Regions from separate parts of the Mus musculus genome. Here region 1 is linked to region 2. Evidence: chromatin loops called from intact Hi-C (ENCODE). Cell type or tissue: left cerebral cortex. All regions are shown on one strand. Each heading gives the region's core, and the rest is flanking DNA. Links, peaks and the distances in the headings are about the cores only.

What was found. A loop is a pair of places that touch in the nucleus more often than their neighbours do. Peaks named below come from ENCODE experiments on the same cell type or tissue, not always from the same donor. Only the 100,000 strongest peaks of a DNase experiment are listed, where the experiment ranks them.
Region 1: a loop joins it to region 2, with 8 times the contacts of the local background. A loop is called at or near these places in 1 of 42 quality-filtered maps.

What each region holds. Positions count from the first base shown.
Region 1 is chr2:155,049,011-155,053,398 of GRCm38, reverse strand. a (nonagouti) reads right to left here. Exons shown (of 4, transcript NM_015770.3): 4 at 2,387-2,771. The coding sequence ends at 2,601. Among named protein-coding and RNA genes, the nearest start is that of Gm39965, 5.6 kb to the right of the region's middle. In left cerebral cortex, for the core only: no CTCF peak of the experiment used is centred there; DNase peaks (open chromatin) are centred at 1,715, 2,298 and 2,556; H3K4me3 peaks cover 1,547 bases; H3K27ac peaks cover 1,686 bases.
Region 2 is chr2:154,654,729-154,659,071 of GRCm38, reverse strand. Chmp4b (charged multivesicular body protein 4B) reads right to left here and starts at 2,046. Exons shown (of 5, transcript NM_029362.3): 1 at 1,701-2,046. The coding sequence starts at 1,890. In left cerebral cortex, for the core only: no CTCF peak of the experiment used is centred there; DNase peaks (open chromatin) are centred at 1,041, 1,393 and 2,169; H3K4me3 peaks cover 2,505 bases; H3K27ac peaks cover 1,603 bases.

The sequences.
Region 1 (4,388 bases), core at 294-4,293, 390 kb before region 2:
GCATATGAGCTAAGTGTGTGGGAAGAGATCCCAGACCCTAAGAATTGTTTTTGCCTCTGAGGATCAGTGGCCAAGACCCACTGGGCTGGTAAGCTCTGTAGGGACAATATCCACATTGGAGTTTTTCATTCAAGTGGTTACAGTACCTGACACACAGTAGGTGGTCAATACACATGTGCTAATGAGGGAACTGCTGGATTAGTCGTTCAAACCCAGTAATTCAATGACTGTTACTAAAGGGCTGTGTGGGGTGGTGGCACTTGCTTAGGTCCCAGCAGTGGGAGGCAGAGGCATGACAATCTTTAGTTTGATGCCAGCCTGGTCTACACAGCTAGTTCTAGGCCAGTCAAAGCTACACACAGTGGTATTTTTGTCTCAAAACAAAACCAAAATTAACAAGCCTGCGTAAACAGGCTGAGGGTGGGACTTTGTGTCCCAGCTTCACTGCTGGGAGATAGTACCTGGTCGATAAACAGTGTCAGGAAAACACAGGCACAGTTGTTGCAATGTGTTCCCAATATTCTCATTACTGGTGACACTTACTCAGCAGCAGCTGTCATGCAAGGAACAAAATGTTCTTGCCTTCTGGGTTTGCAGGCCAAATGACAGAAAACAGAACAAGCAACTGGCAGGTTCTCTGTGAGTGTGTGTGTGTAGCTGTGTTAAGGCATAGAGAAATAACAACTTCCTGGAGTTTTACAAGAACAGCAGGAATTAGTGTTTCTCATTTTAAAGATAAGTATAAGACAGCTCAGGGAGACACACAAGGACTTTCCCAGGGTCAGCACTGTGTAGGCAGCTTTGCCTGGACCACCTGTCTTTTCTTGTGTCCTGTCCAGGTGGTGGTTCGGTAAAGGTGTTGGCTTCCATTGTTTCCACACTAGTAAGTATGCCACCAAAGGCACAACCTGGGTCTTTATTTGGGAAGGTCGGAGGCAAGAAGGGGGATCTGAAGGAGATAAATAAATTTGTATTTATCATAGATATTTTTGTATGATGTGTTTGAGAGTGCATGTATATTGTAGCAGTTAGACATCTCTGGAGTCTCTTTTACATGGGGCTTGGCATGCTTGTGAGCCATCTTGTCAGCCTGTTTAAGGCATTTGAAAGAATAATGGCAAACAGACACAAAGGCCTGAAAGACTGATCCTGTATCAGACCTTATGCCTCACTGTACACACACACACACACACACACACACACACACACACACACAAACACACCCCTCTTGCTCCCTCCCCCTCTCTAGTTATCAGTGCTGAGATAAGATAACTTCTCTATGGAATCTTTTTTGGGGGTGGGGGTGGTCAGGCCTTTTTGTTTTCTTTTGGTATTGCTAGTGTAGTAATTTGCAGGGGTAGAGTAGGGGCAACTTAGACTAGGGAAGGAGCTCTGTGCTGCACACTTTCTTCTCAGCCTTTCTTCCTAGCACTATGTGCACAGCTCCATAGCCTCCTCCACAAGTAGACGACATTGTCTATAGCCCTTCCTCTAGTCTCAAAGGGCGTCCATTTGCCCCTCCCTGCTGGTCCTTCCTTACCGAGCCCTGCTTCCCAAACTCTTGACTCCTTCCTGCGAGTGTTCTACCTCGCGCAGTTCTTTCAAAATTACATCACCACACCTCAGCTTCTTACAGACTGAGACTCTGAGGGACTTCAGGAAACAGTCTGGAACATTTTTGGCAATTGGTCCTTAATAATTTCGCTCGATTGCTGCTTTTCAGCCCCATCCCCACTCCCAACCCCCACACTTTCTTACTGGTCAACGGAACTAGGGTGAAGATTGAGGAAGGCTATCTAAAATTTTGTGTCTTTGGGAGTCTAAGCTCAAGATTTTTAGAATTAAAAAAAAAAAGGCTGGGACTACTGCCTGGCGTAAGAAAAACTCTCAGGTCCAAACATCCGTGTGCCCTTGTGACTAAAAGAGGAGTGGGTTTGGGTGGTGACTTTGATTGAGAGCCTCTTAAAAGTTCTGGAATCCTCAACCCAAATCCTTTTGGATTTAGAAAGCCATTGCAAATGCACGGTCCCGCCTCCCCTCGCCCACCCGGCTGAGACTGCTAATGGAATTCTGAACATCTTAAGATTTTTGTGCTCCCGCTTAAGAGAATGGGTGAAAAGACTGGAAGGTGGTTCCCTAATGGCTTCTTTCCCTTAGTTTGGAGGCAGCCTAGACACTGGCAGACTGGAAGGAACTGCCAACATTGTGCCCATCCCTAAGATGCAGCAACAGCAACCACGCGAGCAGCTGTAGGCGCTATGTAGTTTCCCTATGGGCAAGAGTGGCTGGCGCGTGCGCAGACTGCGGGGTATCCGCAAGGACCAGACTCTATAATGGAAAGCGGCCGGAAGCTTTCGGCTTTTAAAAGAAATAGTCACACTTCCTCGGCAGCCTAAAAATATTATTGTATTCTGATTTTAGCTTCCACTAGGTTTCCTAGAAAACCGGTTTTTTGAAAGCGCCCACAAGTCACAACCACTGACCACGCCCACCCACAAGCCCCACCCACAGAGACCCGCCCCTCAGCCTAGAAGCGCGGGACCCTGAAGCCCCGCCCAATCACCCGTTCCCGAAGCTGCGCGCGCAGCGAAGAAGCTGCGTCAGCAGTTGGGGTTGAGTACTCGACAGGTGCAGGCGCTGCCGAAGAAACGGCACTGGCAGGAGGCGCACGGGTCGCAGCAGGCGGGTGCGGGTGGCTTGCAGCTGTCGCGGGTGGCCACGCAGGGCGAAGGTGGCGGGGGCCTTGCCACCTTCTTCATCGAAGCCTTTTTCTGTAGGAGAGACGTTGAGGACTACTGAACGGGCTACGCCATCCTGCGATGCTCATGTACTGTGGAGGTCCAGGACCAGAGACCTCTGCCCCCCTTTTTTTTCATGCACACAGGGCATCCCAGTGGGTCCTTGCCCTCCACCCCAACCTGCACATCGCCTTCATCTTCAAGCTTACCTAGCTCTGACCTGGCCCTTTTCTTAGGCCCCACTTAGCCCCAATTTTAAACAACCTTCCGGTTTGAAGCCTGTCACCATCCGTGTTATCCATTGCCCCTGGGTTAGGCCACTCACTGTCTTCTTTCCCTTAGCCACCCTGTCCTCTAGAGTTAACATCCTCCAGTGGCCAAAGAAGGCCCTTCCTATGACCTCATCGTCCGCTTAAGGGCTCCCAGTGATTTCTCTAGGGAGAAACAAACTTCCTTTTGGCCCTGGAGGACTCCTGTGTTTGGCATCTGTCCTTTGGGCTAGCTACCCCATAGCCTAGAGACATTCTAGCACTGGTAGTCAGGTCCTGTGTGCTGAGGAACCGAGTTTTCTATTTAAGTGTAACGTAAACATATATTTTCCTGTTAAACATAAATACTAGGTCCACATTTAGCGTTGGAATTGATGTGTGCAGTGACAGCTATTTACCAGATTTTAAAGACTGCACAAAAGTAACTTTAAAAAAATTTTTAGATGTTGAAATAGTAATACTTTATACCGAGTTTTAAATATTGTTAGTCTTTTAAGGCAGCTATTAGAAAATACAAAATTATACATTTATGGCTTATACTGTGTTTCTACTGGACATTGCTCTAGATTACTAATTTTTTTTGTTTAATGCTACTTCTCTAGGCTTTCCCCATGCTTTAATTCCTTTACAGTATGTATCATATAAGACTTTAGATTTCTTTATTGATTTACTTGAAGGCTGGTTTCCCCACTCAGACGTAAGCTCCACACAGCTATAATCTCTTGTTTACTGCTGTATTGCCAGCACCTAGCATGTATATGTATTTTGTTCAGTGCTCCCTGCTTTGGTTATAGTTGATCCAATTAATTGAGCCACACTACACAGGAATAGTATGTGCATTTCAACAATGCCTCAATCTGCTATTTATCAGAGTGTAGGAACCTGTATTATCGTAGTATGATTTTAGGTATAGGTACAAAAACATGAAATGGTCCTCAGTCAGCGAGAAAGCATTCTTTTTTCTGTCTGTTTCGGTTTGGAAGGCTCTGTTTGGTCCTAGCATGTCCTTAATTGCTTTTTTCAAGGCATTCTAACTGCCTTTTAACAAAGTGTGTTTTAGTAGCCTGTTTCAACTTGTGGGTCAAGAACCCCTACGGGGTCCTAATAACCCTTTCACAGGGGTTGCCTAAGACCACCGGAAAACACAGATATTTGCATTATAATTCATAACAGTAACAAAATCACAGTTATGAAGTAGTAATTAAAATAATTTTAAGGTTGGAGTCACCACAACATAAGGAACTGTATTAAAGGGTTAAGGAGCCTCTAGCACATATTAACATCCAGCTGACTTTAACATGGTATTTATTATTAATTATTAATTATTTGCCATAGTGGGAATTGAACCCAGGGCTTTGTGTGTTACAGGCAAGCTTTAGTA
Region 2 (4,343 bases), core at 1-4,000:
CTTCAACCACTAGAAAGATACAGAGATCTTTCAACCTCTTAAAGCAGGCCAACTTCCCAGCCATTCCTCTGCTATTCTCCCAACCAAGAAAAATCCCCCCAAAGCTGGGTACTTCAAAAGGCCGCAGTTCAAACTTGAACTTTTCAAAGATGTTACCCTGACCATCCTACCAAGACAGCACCCTACTCTATCACTATGACCCCACTTCTTAGTCGTAATTAGTGCTCATCACTAACATCTCCAAATTGGTTAGTTTCTTCATGTAGTGTCTCCCCTACCCCCACCATCTTCCTTTTTGAGACAGTATCTCTCTTGTTGGCCATCTGGGCCTTCAGACTGCTCTGTAAACACGGATGACCTTGGCCCTCCTGCCTCCACCTCCCAGGTCTGAGCTTACAGGCTTTCAGGGACATGCACGGCTAGTACCTTTTCTTTAAAGCAGACATTGTTTGATATCCCTCTATGAATCAGACTGGATGTCCTGGGTACTCAGAATTCCCTCAATGTTTGCTATGATATTGGCAGAGGAGCAGCCCTCAAGATAGGTTATCATTGTGATACAAAACAAGCTAATGTTTCCCATGTTAGTTAAGCCCCTACTAGTACTGGATATTATAAACACTCTTAGGAGGATAAATCCACTAAAGGTCACAGTCCCGGAAGAAATTTCCCTGGTAACCTTCTGGGTTAAATACTTGTTTGCATGATTCCTAAGCCAGCCCCCCCCCCCCACCTCTCTCTATCTCTCAACTTCGGCCCACTCTCAAGGGGTGACCTGTCACGCTATGATTCATGCTCACATTGTTGTAACAAAAACACACATGAGCATTTTGACTTTCTTTACAGTCATTCACACATTTTCACATCCATCTCACTGAAGAAAACTACAAGGTACTTCCTAGACAGTTTCGATTCCTAGACAGGAAGCAAAGAAGCTTTCAAGTTCCAATCAACAACAGGACTGGGTCAACAGAGGCAGAGTCCTCGTCATTTCTGGTTCAGGAGGAACGGGGAAGTGGTGAGTCACAAGAGGGTAAGGCTTACAACACGGAAGCTCTGAGAATCACAGGGTTATCGACATCTTAGGTCTTCCAGTGGCCAGCTCCTAGCCGGTGGATGTGGAACTCAAAACTTAACAAGTACACTCAACAAGTGAACAGACAGAGCGGGTCCCAGAGGGTCTCTTCACTCCCCAGTTCTCTTTTTTCTCCATAAAGGAAGCTTCTCAAGAAGACTCCTAAGTCAGGGGCAGAAGGCAGCTCAGACGTCACCAAGGGCTCAGGAGAGGACAGAGGTGGACCAAGAAACACATAAATGATAGGGTGGGGCAAAGAAATGAACCAAGGTGGGGGTAGAGGCAGTGGCTGGGAAGATGGGTGAGGCCAAAGAGAAAAGAATACAATGGAACAGAGTGGAACAGACTGAGCAAAGTTAAAGTGCTGTGAGATCTGGGTCAGAAGAGGCCTGCCAGGGTAGGGAGAGTTTGAAGGGAGTCTGATGATGCAAGTGAACCGGCTCAAGGAGACCCAGAAGGAGTCAGATGGAAAGGGATCCCCGGCTCGGCTGGACAACGAAAGAAGTCTGGCCGGAGAGTTCCAGAGTCGAGAGAGACCCCGAAACGAGTTAGACAAAGTGGAGTCCGGGCCTGGGGAGCCTTAGGAGAGCCAGTGGAGAGTCTGATGGGGCCCCAGCCGTCTCACCGCGTTTATTTTTGGTGCCGTGCTTCTTGGCAGCCGTCAGCTCCTGTTCGATTTTCTTCTCCAGGAACTCCTGCTTCTTGCTTAACATCTCCTCCGTGTCCCGAAGCCGCTGGATGGCCTCCTGGGGGGTCGGGCCGCCCTTGCCCGCCTTACCCCCTCCAGCCCCGAACAGCTTCCCGAACACCGACATGGTTGCTGCTCGCCGCGCCGGCCTCCGGCGCCCACTCCGGCTCGGCTCGGCTCGGCTCGGCTCGGCTCCCGCGCCCACTCCCGGCCTGCCGCTCCCCGCAGCCGCAGGCCTCGCCTCCACCTCCGCCCCGCAGCTGGGCCCGGCCGCGCCACCTCCCACAGGCCCCCACGCCCGGGCCCGGCCGGCGTCAGGGCAACGCGCCGCTGACTACAGCTCCCAGAGCACCACGCGCCCGCAGCCCCTCGAGTCTAAGGGAGGACCGCGCGCTGCAAGCCGGGAGTCTGAGTTTTCCGGCTCCTGGCGTACTATGGCGCATCTTTTTAGTCTCGCAGAGGTCAAAGGGCAATGTGGCATGCTGGAAAATGTAGTCTCTTTGGAATGTGTTCCGTAGAGATGAAAGACCAGGAAGAGAAGAAATAACTATTACAAAAAGAGGGGTTCGTTGTGCTGGTCCGTGATAGAACCCTGGACCTAATTCACAGCACGGGAAGTAATAGTGATAACAACATCACTCATTTTCTATGATCTCTGGAACATAGTACTTTACAATCATAATCACATTTGATTCTTAAAGCAGTTTACAACAGATAATGCTGTTCCTATTTTGTGTGTCTGTTTTGGAACCAGACTTTCATGTAGCCTAAGCTGGCCTTGAAGTTCCTAAGGATCAGAGGCTGGCCTGTCTCTGCCTCTGAAGTGTTGGATCTGTGCTGTTCCTAATTTATATGTCAGTGAATCAAGCCCAGGAAACTGGCTGTCTAACTAGCTTACTTTACCAGACCGGTCAGTTCTCTCTACTTGGATGAGCTGTCATTCTCTTTATTCACCTAAGAGACCTTCTGAAACCTAAAATAGACTAACCACCTTGGCAGTGTAATTCAACAGCAAAGCTTCAAAATCAGCCTCGAATATTCATTTAGATACTTACTTCCTCTTGCTTTCCAAAGCTGTAAATTTGAAATTGTCACAAGTCCTCTTAAAAGAGTTTGTAAGTGAGATAGGAATATAAAGGGCCCAGCTGACTACAGGCACTCAAATAAAGATGTGTGTTTTAAACAGGACTTGGCAATTCATGCCTATAATCTCACATCTTTTGAAAGGCTGAGATAAGAGGGCTGCCATGTGGTGGCACATGCCTTTAATCCCAGAGGCAAAGGCAGAGGCAGGTAGATTTCTGAGTTATAGGCCAGCCTAGTCTACAGACTGAGTTCCAGGACAGCCAGGGCTATACAGAGAAACCCTGACTTGAAAAAACCTCCTGAATGTAATTGTATTTCTGGCACTGAAAAAAAAAAAAGAAAGAAAGAAAGAAAGAAAGAAAGAAAGAAAGAAAAAGAAAAAACCTCCTGTCTGTTTGAGTTCTGACCTGCTTTCATGATGATCAATGATATGGAAGTATAAGCTCAGTAAACCATTTCCTCCCCGAGTTGCTTTGGTCACAATAATAGTAAGACACTCTAGGAGTATAGAAAGTCATGTTTGGGGGGATTATATTAGAAAACTCAAATTTAACTTAAATACTCTTACCACACAATTGGCATCCGTCTCTGGGGAAGAATTTGAACCTACATTGGGACTCTTGGTTTTGTTGTTGTTGTTTTTTGGTTTTTTCGAGACAGGGTTTCTCTGTATAGCCCTGGCCATCTTGGAGCTCACTTTGTAGACCAGGCTGGCCTCGAACTCAGAAATCCGCCTGCCTCTGCGGGACTCTTGTTTTTAAAAGGGTGCTGAAAGCCAGGGGCAGTGTCTGTCTATAGTGGCTGACACAGGAAACCTGGAGTTCCAGGCTAGTGTGGCCTTCATAGCAAAATTCTGTCTTGATCTCTAAAAGAAAATGAAGACGGAGGAGGAAGAAGAGGAGGAGAAGAAAAACTGAGACATCCATGATGTCTGCCTAGGATATGGGTACATCGCGCTGACACACGGACAGCTGCCGCCATCTTGCCTGAGGATTTGCCTGCCGTGGCAAGACTCACAGAGTACATCGGTTAGACACCAGTTGGGCTTCACTGTTCTGGCCTTTGGGTCAAGTGCGGGTCCTTTTGAAAAGCTTTCTTAACTTCTAACACCTCCGTAAAAGCCATGTGACAAACAGGGCTGGAGTGCTCTCTGGCTGCTCTGCCAGGCTCAGTTCCCAGCACCCATGTATGCGGTGGCACTCACAACTGCAGCCCCAGCCCCGGGAGAGCCATCGCCCTCTCTGACCTCCTCAGACACCAAATGCACGTGTAGCACAAATATATACACACATGCAAAACACCCATATAATAAAAGAATCTTTCTTACTTAAAGCCTCGTGAAAATAAGCAGAACATGGGTTACCCTGAACGAAAGAACCAGGGCACGAACACTCAAGGCAACCTTTCTGCCTTCACCTCTCAAGTGCTGGGATTATAGACAGACATGAACCACCATGCCCAGCTGGGTATCTTTTTGCTTTATTATTTCCAGTG